Linked DNA regions of Homo sapiens: region 2 is linked to region 1. A link is a loop called in an ENCODE intact Hi-C map of the cell type or tissue named here. Cell type or tissue: OCI-LY7. All regions are shown on one strand.

The links. Hi-C counts contacts between places; a loop is a spot of excess contacts. Peaks named below come from ENCODE experiments on the same cell type or tissue, not always from the same donor. Only the 100,000 strongest peaks of a DNase experiment are listed, where the experiment ranks them.
Region 2: a loop joins it to region 1, with 8 times the contacts of the local background. A loop is called at or near these places in 1 of 110 quality-filtered maps.

Annotation. Positions count from the first base shown.
Region 1 is chr7:70,454,967-70,459,966 of GRCh38, forward strand. The region is part of intron 5 of AUTS2 (activator of transcription and developmental regulator AUTS2); the gene reads left to right. Among named protein-coding and RNA genes, the nearest start is that of GALNT17, 670 kb to the right of the region's middle. In OCI-LY7, no CTCF peak of the experiment used is centred here; DNase peaks (open chromatin) are centred at 1,125, 1,965, 2,775 and 3,365; H3K4me3 peaks cover 2,449 bases; H3K27ac peaks cover 4,431 bases.
Region 2 is chr7:70,691,958-70,696,957 of GRCh38, forward strand. All of the region lies in intron 5 of AUTS2 (activator of transcription and developmental regulator AUTS2), which reads left to right. LOC107986709 (a long non-coding RNA gene) reads right to left here and starts at 4,699. Exons shown (of 2, transcript XR_001744947.2): 1 at 4,572-4,699; 2 at 3,878-4,325. RefSeq lists silencers at 1,729-1,778, 1,869-2,228, 2,239-2,578, 2,679-2,858, 3,189-3,318 and 1 more. In OCI-LY7, no CTCF peak of the experiment used is centred here; DNase peaks (open chromatin) are centred at 2,034, 2,734, 3,414 and 3,964; H3K4me3 peaks cover 3,530 bases.

The DNA.
Region 1 (5,000 bases):
CTTCATAGCCTAAAGCCAGGTGGAGGGAGTCCAGTACCCTTGTTGATTCTTTGCTTCCCTTTCCCTTGTCAGCCACACCCACCACACAGACTTCCACATACCCATGTGTTGTTGTTGTTTGTTTGTTTATGTTCGTTTGCCAGTTCTGACTTAGGAGCAAGCCTTTGGTGCTGAAGTTGGTACTGTTCTCACTCCTGAATGTAATGCCCATAATGGATGGAGAATGTCAGGGGAATTGTGGGTAATAGTAAGATTACTGTCATATTCCCAAACCCTGGGGTGGGTGGGAAGAAGCCCCTAACCATGCAGCTTTATTTCCACTGTGCTTGTGGTGGGGCCTGGACCACCTTATTCCTGGTGGCCTTCATCTTGGGTGCTACAGGTGGCAATGGCAAGGACTGAAGTGGGGAGAGTGAAGATGCCCGCAGCATCTGTGCCTGGCCCTGGCTCATTCGTCTGATTGGATTGTTAGCAAGCCAAATATGACCTGGCCTGCAGGGTACAAGAAGACATGGAATACCTGGTAGGCAGCTAGATAGGAACGCGGGACTTCCCAGCAGCTGAGCGTGGAGAGGTGGTTCCCTACCTGGCTACACATCACAGTCACTCAGAGTGCTGTGCTCAGAGAGGCACTTTGGCAATACCCTGGACATTCCGATTCAGAAGTTTCTTAGGCAGGTGTGGTGGCTCATGCCTGTAGTTTCAGCTACTTCAAGAGGCCAAGGTGGGAGGATCACTTGAGGCCAGGAGTTCAAGGCTGCAGTGAGCTGTGATCATGCCACTGCACTTCAGCCTGGGTGACAGAGTGAGACTCTGTCGCTACAATTAAAAAAAAGAAGTTTCCAGGTGAGGTACAGGAATCTATATTTCTAAAAGCAACCCTGGGACTACTGATGCATAGCCTGCCTGGCAAATACACAGTTTTTAGGAGAAAACCATGAGCTTTGGGGTCAGGGAAACCTGTTTTTGGTAACAGCTGTGCTACTTACTAGCCATGTGAGCTTTGTCAGTCACCTACCGGCCTCTAAACTTCAGTATCCTCAGCTTTAAAGCTAGTGTGGTACTAATACCTGCCTCACAGGATTGCTGTGAGGATGTAATAAGATGTTTATGCACAGGTTATATGTATGCACATCATGGTGCTTTAAAAACCCTCAACTTCCCCCTAACCCAGCACGGAAGTTCAAGGGCAGACTGGCCCACTGGCTTTGGCTCTGGTGCCCCCAGCCACTTCCCACCAACTCCATCCATGTAAGATTTACATAGCCATGGCCAAATTGTTACTGCAATTAACAATCACACCTAAAAGCTTTTACTTTTACTTTTACTTTACTTAAAGGGAACTCTTAAAGAGTGTTTACTTCATATCATTAGCAAATCATTGTTAATTCTTGTGATACTCACCGTAATAACATCTATCCAAATGAACATGTTTGCTCTTAATGCGAGTGTCATGTGCAATTTGGGAGAAATTCTGTTGTCATTTAGCATTAATTAATGCCCACTTACTGTAAAGTGTTCAGAGACACCAATATCAGCGAGATTTCCAGACCACATAGACAGGACAGAAGAGCTGGGAAGGGGCCAGAAGCCACTAGCAGGGCTGCACTGTGACTGAAGGCAGTGGCCCTGGGCACACTTCTCTGCTGAGGGCAGGCAGGCCAGCCTTCTGGCTGGAGGATCTAGGTGTCCACCCATAGGTGTTCAGAGCACACAACTGGGCCATCCCAGCCTGGCTCCACTCACTGTGGCTGGAAGGGGTTCTGCCTCTCCATCCCCAGCCCTTCAATCCCACACAACCACCTCTGATGACCTCTCCTCCCAGCTGCAGCCACCTTGGATGTTGATTTTTAACCTGATTTCACCTGGCTGCACATGTCAGCTGGTGGGCCCTGGAGTGTGAAGTGTGACTTGCTTGGGCCCCTGCAGCCTTGCCTCCCTGCAGCGACTTCCTGCAGTTTGACTTTGGGGCAGCGGCTGCCGGAGAAGCCTGAAAGTTGAGCTCAGGAAGTCATCTTCATCTCCACCCCCAAGCAGGTGCTTGATCAGGACTGTTTATTAATGTGTTCTATTTTCTCAAATGCGTCCTCCAAAACAGAGTGTGTGTGAGATACTACTCCTGTGCCTGGGACAGTCAGTGTGACAGTGAACAGTGCTGCTCTAGGTGTGGGGACACAGCCTTACGTTCCCTTTCTTCCAGGCAGCTCAGTGTAGTGGAAACTACAATAACTGACCGGGGCTGTGCCCACCAGCTGTGTGAGGGGGCCTCAGTTTTCCCACCTGTAAACGGGGCTCACTTTACCCACCCCGTGGAATGGTTTAATTAGGTGTGATGAAGTCCTGCATGCCACAGGTGGTGCTTAGTAGCCATCGCCTTATTAAAAATGCCAGTGATCACCGAGGATCATGATTTCCCTCCCCTTGTGTCCACACCTCAGACACGTCCTCTCTCCTTCTGGAGGGGTAGGAACAGAGGAACAGTGCCTCTCACCTGAGGAGGGAACTTCTCTGAATCCACCAGGAAACCCAGTCACAAATCACACAGAAGCAGTGTTCATTTTTTCTGTCCACAACCAATATGACTAAAGTACGGTGGAAAGACAAGTATTTTTTGTCCTGGTGAGGAAAGGTGCCTTGATATGTACTTTTTTTCTGCCTTGTGGATGGACTGCATTGGACAGAGGTGGGGGTGGTGGAGGGAGTGGAATTTACCATGGTGGTACAAATGAGTCAGTCTGCTCAATAGGGATGTGTCCCATACAGAGCCGCAGATGCCTGGTTTAAAAGACTCAGGCTGCAGTTAACTATGCTAAACTCAAATTTTACTGAGTGGAATTTAGTCTTTCTCTGATGATTAAAAGGCCCTTCAGAATCTTCTGAGCCGTTTTGTTGAACAGTGCTTTTTTGTTACTTCCTGGGTGTAGGAAATGGTGGGGAACAGAGGGTTTTGCTGGAACACCCACTGGACTTGTGTGTCCTCCTCTCGGTTTCTAAGGGCCCCTCAGGCCACACGCCTCCCATTTCCAAGAGAGTGAGAGGGGCCTAGAAAAGGCTGAACACAAAGCCCCACAACCGCCAAATTCCCTTTCAAGGGTGTTACTTAGTAAACATGAGCCCTTGAGCCCACATTCTTCCAGACTGTGTCTGCCTCAGGCCACCCCTCCTTCTAGAAGGAGCAGTGGGGGCCCTGGCAGGAGGCTGCCGGCTCAGCCTGGAGTGGCCCACAGCAATGCTCCAATTCACAGTGAAATGATTTCCTCTGCCTCGTATAATTTAACCTGCCCACATTGCTAAACTTCTATATTACACATTTCTGTCAGGATGTCAGAAGAAATGATAAGCCTCCTTGAAACAGCAACCTCTATTACATGCTAAGAGCATTGCGCCTGGCTCCCCCCAGCTCTGGTCCTTCTGGTATGTTTCTGAGATTTTTAGCATGGTCTCTCAAGTATAAAGAATACCCTACTTCATGACCCCAGCCTCTTGTTAGCTGATAGATGAAATCTTTTCTAAAGCTGACTCTCTTGTCTATTATGTTTTCAAAATTCAAGGTTTTAGATTCTTGGATGGCTGCCAAGTGGCCGGGCTTTCTTAGTAGGTGAATTGCTCCTCTCTTTTTTTGATCCTTAAACAGGAAGTAGTTGTTTTTTAGGGTGGAGGGAAGCGGGAGGCATGTTCCACCTCCCTTCTCCCTTTGTTGATGTTTCCAGGCAATTGGTGGGGAATTTTTTCAGGAATTTCTCCTCGGGGACCATACTTTAGGAATAAACCCAAACACGGAAAAGCCATTTCCTTGTCTGGTGGGAGCTTGTGTTTTCTCGCTAGATTGTGTCACCCAGAATTTGTTGTGGAGCTTCTTGACAATTGTGCTGTGCACGTGACTGCAGCATGGACCACTGAGGGGGAATAGCACCAAGCTGCTCCATCCACACGGGAGACACTTGCGAGATCTCAGGGCCATGGACAGTGCAGCTGCCTGTCGCTCCCTGCAACTTACTCCCGACCCGGGCCTCCTCAGAGACAGCCACAATGCAGACAGTCCACACATAGGATGGCTCAGGACTCTCTTCATTATTAGCTGTGGTTGTGTGGTTTCCCCGGGAGAGAGAACTAAGACTGAGTTTCATTTAAACCTAAAAGTGAGGAAGAACAGATGCCATATTCCTACCCTTAGTTGTTAATTTGGATTACAAACACCCATGCTTTTCTTCAGGTCATTAGTCATGTGGCTTTTTTCTTCTTTGTCTCACTAGATTCTGTGGGAACAGATTTCTTTCTGCATAGCATTTAGTGGTGGGAAAATGATGTTTGCTGACCATCCTTGAAATTGAGGCACAATGTAGTTCTTGATTAGGAAGACTCTGGAATAAGCGCCCAGGAGAAATGGAAGGTGTTTGGTTTCCAAAAGTGGTACCTTCAACTCTTTTTGTAAGCTGAGTGTGTTTCTCTCCAAAGTTCCTAGCCCATTAGTGAACTGTCATACACTTCAAGGCCAGCTCACCACTCCGATAGCTAAGCTGTCATACATAGTCCAGGGTCCGTGTGAGCCCCAGCTCTTTTAAAACTCCTGGCTGGCTGTGTCCAGAGAAGACATTCTTATCAGTTTTCTCAGTTACTTTTGGGAAACCATCTCAGAGTGTAACCTAAGTCTAAACTCAGACAAGGCACTGTGTGTTTTACAAAATACACATCCCACTCACCTGGGCTTAATTACCTGTAAAACTGAAGTAATGAAAGCAGTGCCTCAGGCTTCTTTGCAGCTCAAAGGGGATGGGCCAGGGATTGGAATGTAGACCTGGGAGCTTCCTTTGGGTGCCTCCTGGATGAACTGCACTGTAGGTTCAGTGAGACTCCTTCCGGGATAAGCCAAGGACAACAGAGCCAGACTGTGGGGCAGAGGGTCTCATGGTCCTCATGGCAAAGCCAGCCCCAGCCCTCAGTGTGCCCTCATGACTATGAGTCCAGTCTTTACAACAGGAACATAACAATTCTACAGAAGG
Region 2 (5,000 bases), 240 kb after region 1:
GCAACCTCCACCTCCCAGGTTCAAGCGATTCTCCTGCCTCAGCCTCCCAAGTAGCTGGGGTTACAGGTGTGCACCTCTACACATTTTATTAGTAGAGACGGGGTTTCGCCATGTTAGCCAGGCTGGTCTCAAACTCCTGACCTCAAGTGATCCACCTGCCTCGGCCTCCCAAAGTGCTGGGATTACAGACGTGAGCAACTGCGCCCAGACTGATGACAATCTAATGCAAGGCATGATAAATGTCAGAAGTGCCACCTAATGAAAGCACCCTGGAGGGCCAAGTGGTTTCAGCTGGTCAGCTAAGCTGCCATGCCATCGTGCTCTCAGTTTACCCTGTAGGGGATGGTGCAGGAGCTCAGGCAGTTTCTTCCCTGTAACACCGATTTTGCTAGAACAACAAGATAAGAAAACTGTTCCATTTTGATTGTTCCAAAAGAAACAACCTTTTAATGTCTTCTCTAGAACATTTCATGTCCACCTTTGAGCTATCCTGGTATTGTCTAAACAGCTTCAGAATGAATGCCGCCTCCCTGGAGGACCACAGCTGGGTATTGTGACATCTTGTAAGCAACTGGAAAATCCATCTCCAAACCTATACCTTCTGAGATGCCTTTTCTTTTGACTTCTCAGGAGGCAGTGGTAGAGAAAAATCACTGTTACCTATATTTTTAAAAAGACTTGTATAACACCACATTGTGCTACCAGTTTGGGGGAGGGGGTGATGAAGCTAGAGAGAGAAGGCTTCTTATTTCCAAACTTAGAGGCTAGAGGAGGGGGAAGTATGCCATACAGCAAGCACCCCCACCTTTTTTTTTTTTTTTTAACTTGAGAGGTTTTTCAAGAGTGCCATGAAATCAAATAGTGATAGACATGCAACTTCAAAGAGGCAAGGAGTGGCCATCATTACTTTAAACCAGTCTGCATGTCATTCATATGTGGTGTGCATCTCTCCCAACCCCTGTTCTCTTCCTCTCTTCCTCCAGCCACACTCCAGGTAACGGTGGCACTGGGAGGGGACTTAGAACTGAAGTTTTCCTCTCACCCCACCTTGGTGTGCCCACTGTACTCCACAACCCTACCGGTTGCAACCTAGGGCTTGCTTGCTCTTTTTCTTGTACTAGGAAAATTGCAGCAGCTTTTCCTCTGCACCAAGGAGGGACCTTGTCAAGCTGCAGGTGTGGAATTAAAACTCCAGATGTTTTCAGAGGGTTTCCTCGCCCGGGGTGCGTTCTGGTGGGAGTGGGTTGCTCAGGGGAATCTGCTGAGTGCCTCATTTCTGGCCATTCAGTCCCCCACACCCTCTGGGGGCACTGCACTGTGCTCTAGGGGATACAGACACGATACATGTTAGGATGATAGACGTAACTGCTGCCCATGTAGCGAGGCTTTGCCATTGCTTTCATTCTTTCCCTACATTCGGTGAATGCCAGGGGAAGCAACAGGCTCCACTTTTGTGGATGCAGGGTGTGCACGTGTCAGAGGGTGTGAGGAGCTGGGAGGAGAGGATTTCTAAGTGGCCAGTTCATGCTCTTAAGTTATTCATCAAACCGAGCACACTGCGGTCAGTCGGCTGTGGTGGGGAAGGAGGTTAGGTGAAGACCTTTGTGTCTGAGACCCAGACCGTGATCCCCGTCTCCATTTTCCACAATGCAATGATTATTTTGTATTGAGCGCCTACTATGTGCCAGGCCTTTTACATACATGACTTTACCACTGAGCCCTCACAACCGCCCAGAGAGCCTGCTCTTTGCAGATGTGACTGGCTTGGTGGCAATTCAACCCCAGGCTGCGGGCCTAGTGGCCTTTCCCTGCCATGGCGCAATCTTGGAAGCGGCAACTGCGGGGAGGGCGAGGAGCGGTGCAGTTTCCGCCGCGCCCGCCCGCAAGGAAGGCAGCCGGGGGGAGCCGAGGGCTCGAGCCGCGGGGGGAGCAACAGCTGTCGATGTCGCGCCTGGGGACCGCGCCTCCGCTGGGCCGACCCGGCGCCGGGGACGAGAGGAGGGGCGGCGAGGGGCGGGGCGCGCGGGGCGGGACGGAGGAGGGGCGGTGGCACCGGCGGCTCGGGCTCGGCGCGCCGAGGAAGTCCCGCTCCGAGAGCTGCGAGCGTCTGGAGGAGGCGCGCTCGGCGCAGTCGGGGAGCGAAGTCCGGAGCAAGGGGCCCCCGCGTAGCCGCCGCCCCCTCCTGCTACCGTCCAGCCAGGGAGCCCGCGGCGGCCGCCGATGGAGTTCACTTGAGCTGTGAACCGGCGGGAGAGGCAGGCGCCCGCAAGCCGAGCGCGGGCCGGAGCCCAGCCAGCCCCGGGCGCTCACCCGCCAGCCCGCAAGCTCCGGCCAGAGGCGCCGCCGCCCCGCGCCCCGCCGTTGCAGCGCCTCCTGGGCCGCGCGCCGGCGAGATCCGCACAAAATCCAGACTCCCGGAGCGGCTCCCTCCAGCACCGCGGCGGGCCCAGGACCAGGCAGCCCGCGGCGCGGCTGGAGAGGCGGGACCGGCTGTCGGGGAGCCCCGGGCGGCCGCCGGGGAGAAGCCGCCGCGCGCCCTCCTCCTCCTCCTCCCTCTCCCTCCTCCCTCCCTCCGCACATGGTCTCCTTTGTCCTGTCGCCGCCGCCGCCGCCTCGCTCTTAGCTCCGCGCGCCGCGGCGGCGGCTCAGGCCGCTCTTCTCCGCCTCGCCCTCCCGCCGGCCGGCCCGGGACGCGCCTTGTTAGCCCCCGCCGCGCCAGCGCGGCCCCGCGCGCCGCAGGAGCGGCGGGGAGACAGTGGCGAGCGCGGGCCGGGCGATCTCGGCGGGCGCGCTCCTCCCGCCGCCCGGGGCCTCGGCCGCGCTGGATGTGTGCGCGCGGCGCCGGCTCTCGGTCGCCCCGAAGCTGTTGCCCGGTTCGGATCTGGTTCGGCGCCTCCGCTCTCGGACTTTGGCGAGGAAGGAGCCCAGAGACTCTTGTGGACAGAGCCGGGTCGAGAGTTGGGCGTTTTCTCTTCGTGTGTTTTGGTGGTTTCCCCCCTGGTCTTTGACGATCGCCCTTCGGGAGCCCTGCTAAAGAACCAAACCATGAACTTGGGGCTGACCGGACCGTTTAACCCTTTGCAACCAGGTAATGAAGCCCCCGGGGCGCGGCTCGCTTGCCTACCTCTCGCGGTCGGAAGGGAGGCGGCCGGATCGGGGGTCTTTTGTTGCGGCGGCCGGGCCGGCGGGCAGGGGTGGCAGGGGCGGGCTTCTCCCGTCTGGCGCGCCCAAGCGCCCCTTCGCTACCCCTCCTCCCTTCTTTCCTCCCCCCTCTGCGGCCCTGTCGCCCGCCTTTGTACTTTCCTCCCTCGGCCGGCCGGGCTCGGCCGGAGCTGCGCGGTCGTGCCCGGGAGGGCCTGGCGTTCGCCGCCAAGCTCCGATGTGAGGAGGGGGCCGGGGCCTGCGTCCGCTTGAGCTGGGGGCCCTAGCGTGGCGCTGCCCGCTCCTGGGGTCGCGCTTCCCCAGCGCGGAGGTCGGGATCCCGGCCCGCACCCGGTGCCAAGGGAGGCGAAAGGAGATCTGGGCTCGGGTTCGGCAGCGGGAGAAAGAACTCGCGCTTAAGTTTCCAGGAGGTTTCTGTTTTGTTGTTCGAAAGCCCCCCTTCTCGCCTGTGCGGGTGCGGAGGGCGGCCCCCGGGGTCTGCGTCCGAAGGGAGTGAGGGTGGGCCTGAAGCAGGAATCGCTGGGTCCCACCCCGTCTGCACGCACGGCTTTTTATAAGTTTTCCTTATTCTCCGCGTTCCCGCCTCCAATCTGTTTCACTTACTTAACTTTCCTTTAAACGCCAACTACGGCTTCTAGCAATATTTTTTTTACATCCAAAAAAACAAAAAAACATATTCCCCCTTCCCTTAAATAAAAAGCAGCCAAAAGAGAGCTTTGGTTTTCTGTCAGTTTTAGATTCAACCACTTCATGCCCCTACCCTCCAAAACCGAGCGAGGGGATGAAAGGAAGTGAGTAAAATCTTCAAGTCTGTAGCGGGTAGAGGTGCCCCCGTGTTCGAGAGAAGGAAGAGCTCAATTCGTCGGCTCATTCTGGGCTCGCCGCTTTTCCATTTGAATAATAATTTTTTTTAAAAAGCCAGGAAAATGGTCCAGGTAATAGAAGGAAATGCAGACTATTTTCTGAAAGCAACGAAAATGATAAACATCCCCAAGATTCAGACCCAAGGAACAAATCATTTGTACAAATGCCCTAAAACCCTAAGTAGAAGGAAAGTTCGTTGAGGAAAAGCAAAGGGTACTCGTGTCGTTTCCCCTGAAGATTTTGGCAAAGAATCTCTCTTCTGACTTGTTAGGACAGTGGCCGGCCACAGTTGTAACCACCTGGATAGGAGAGAGAAGGGATCCAGAATGTTTTCACGGTCAGCCAGAGCCCCATTGCAGTCGTCATCTTTTGGGTGTTTTTCTGGGGAGGCCTTTCTGAGACACCCCCTTTCCCAGTTGCAAGAGGCATGGTGTCCAGCCCTGTGACTTGTATCAGCCAAGTAAGGGCTTAGAAAGCTTTTAGTCGAAGATACACTCCTAAGCCTCTCTGAATATCCGGTCAGACTTACTTCCTTAATAACTTACTGATCGGCATCATAATAATGGCATCCTCAAGTTTGGTTCAGACATGAGGATCACGTAAGTGTCTGTCTGAGAATCCCATGTGGAGCTGACAAAGGTGGCAGAAGCAAAAGGCCTGTTCACCCACAGCTTCTGTCCTTTTCACTCGAACACACACACACACACACACACTAAGTGCAAATAAAAACTTGGTCAGGAACCATTTACTTTCCCTGTTTATGCTTTTTGCATTCAGAGACAGTAATTTGTTTTTACATTTCTTGGGGCCAATTAGAGTCACTTTAATAGGTAATCCCAGAATTTTCAAAGGTTATGTCAGTTTGGTAAAACACTTTAATAAACAGGCTTTTTTTTCCCCTTCTATCAGTTCATTAATTTTGTAAGCCATGAATTTAACATGAATTTACATTCAAAAAGAATTCCAACCCGTTC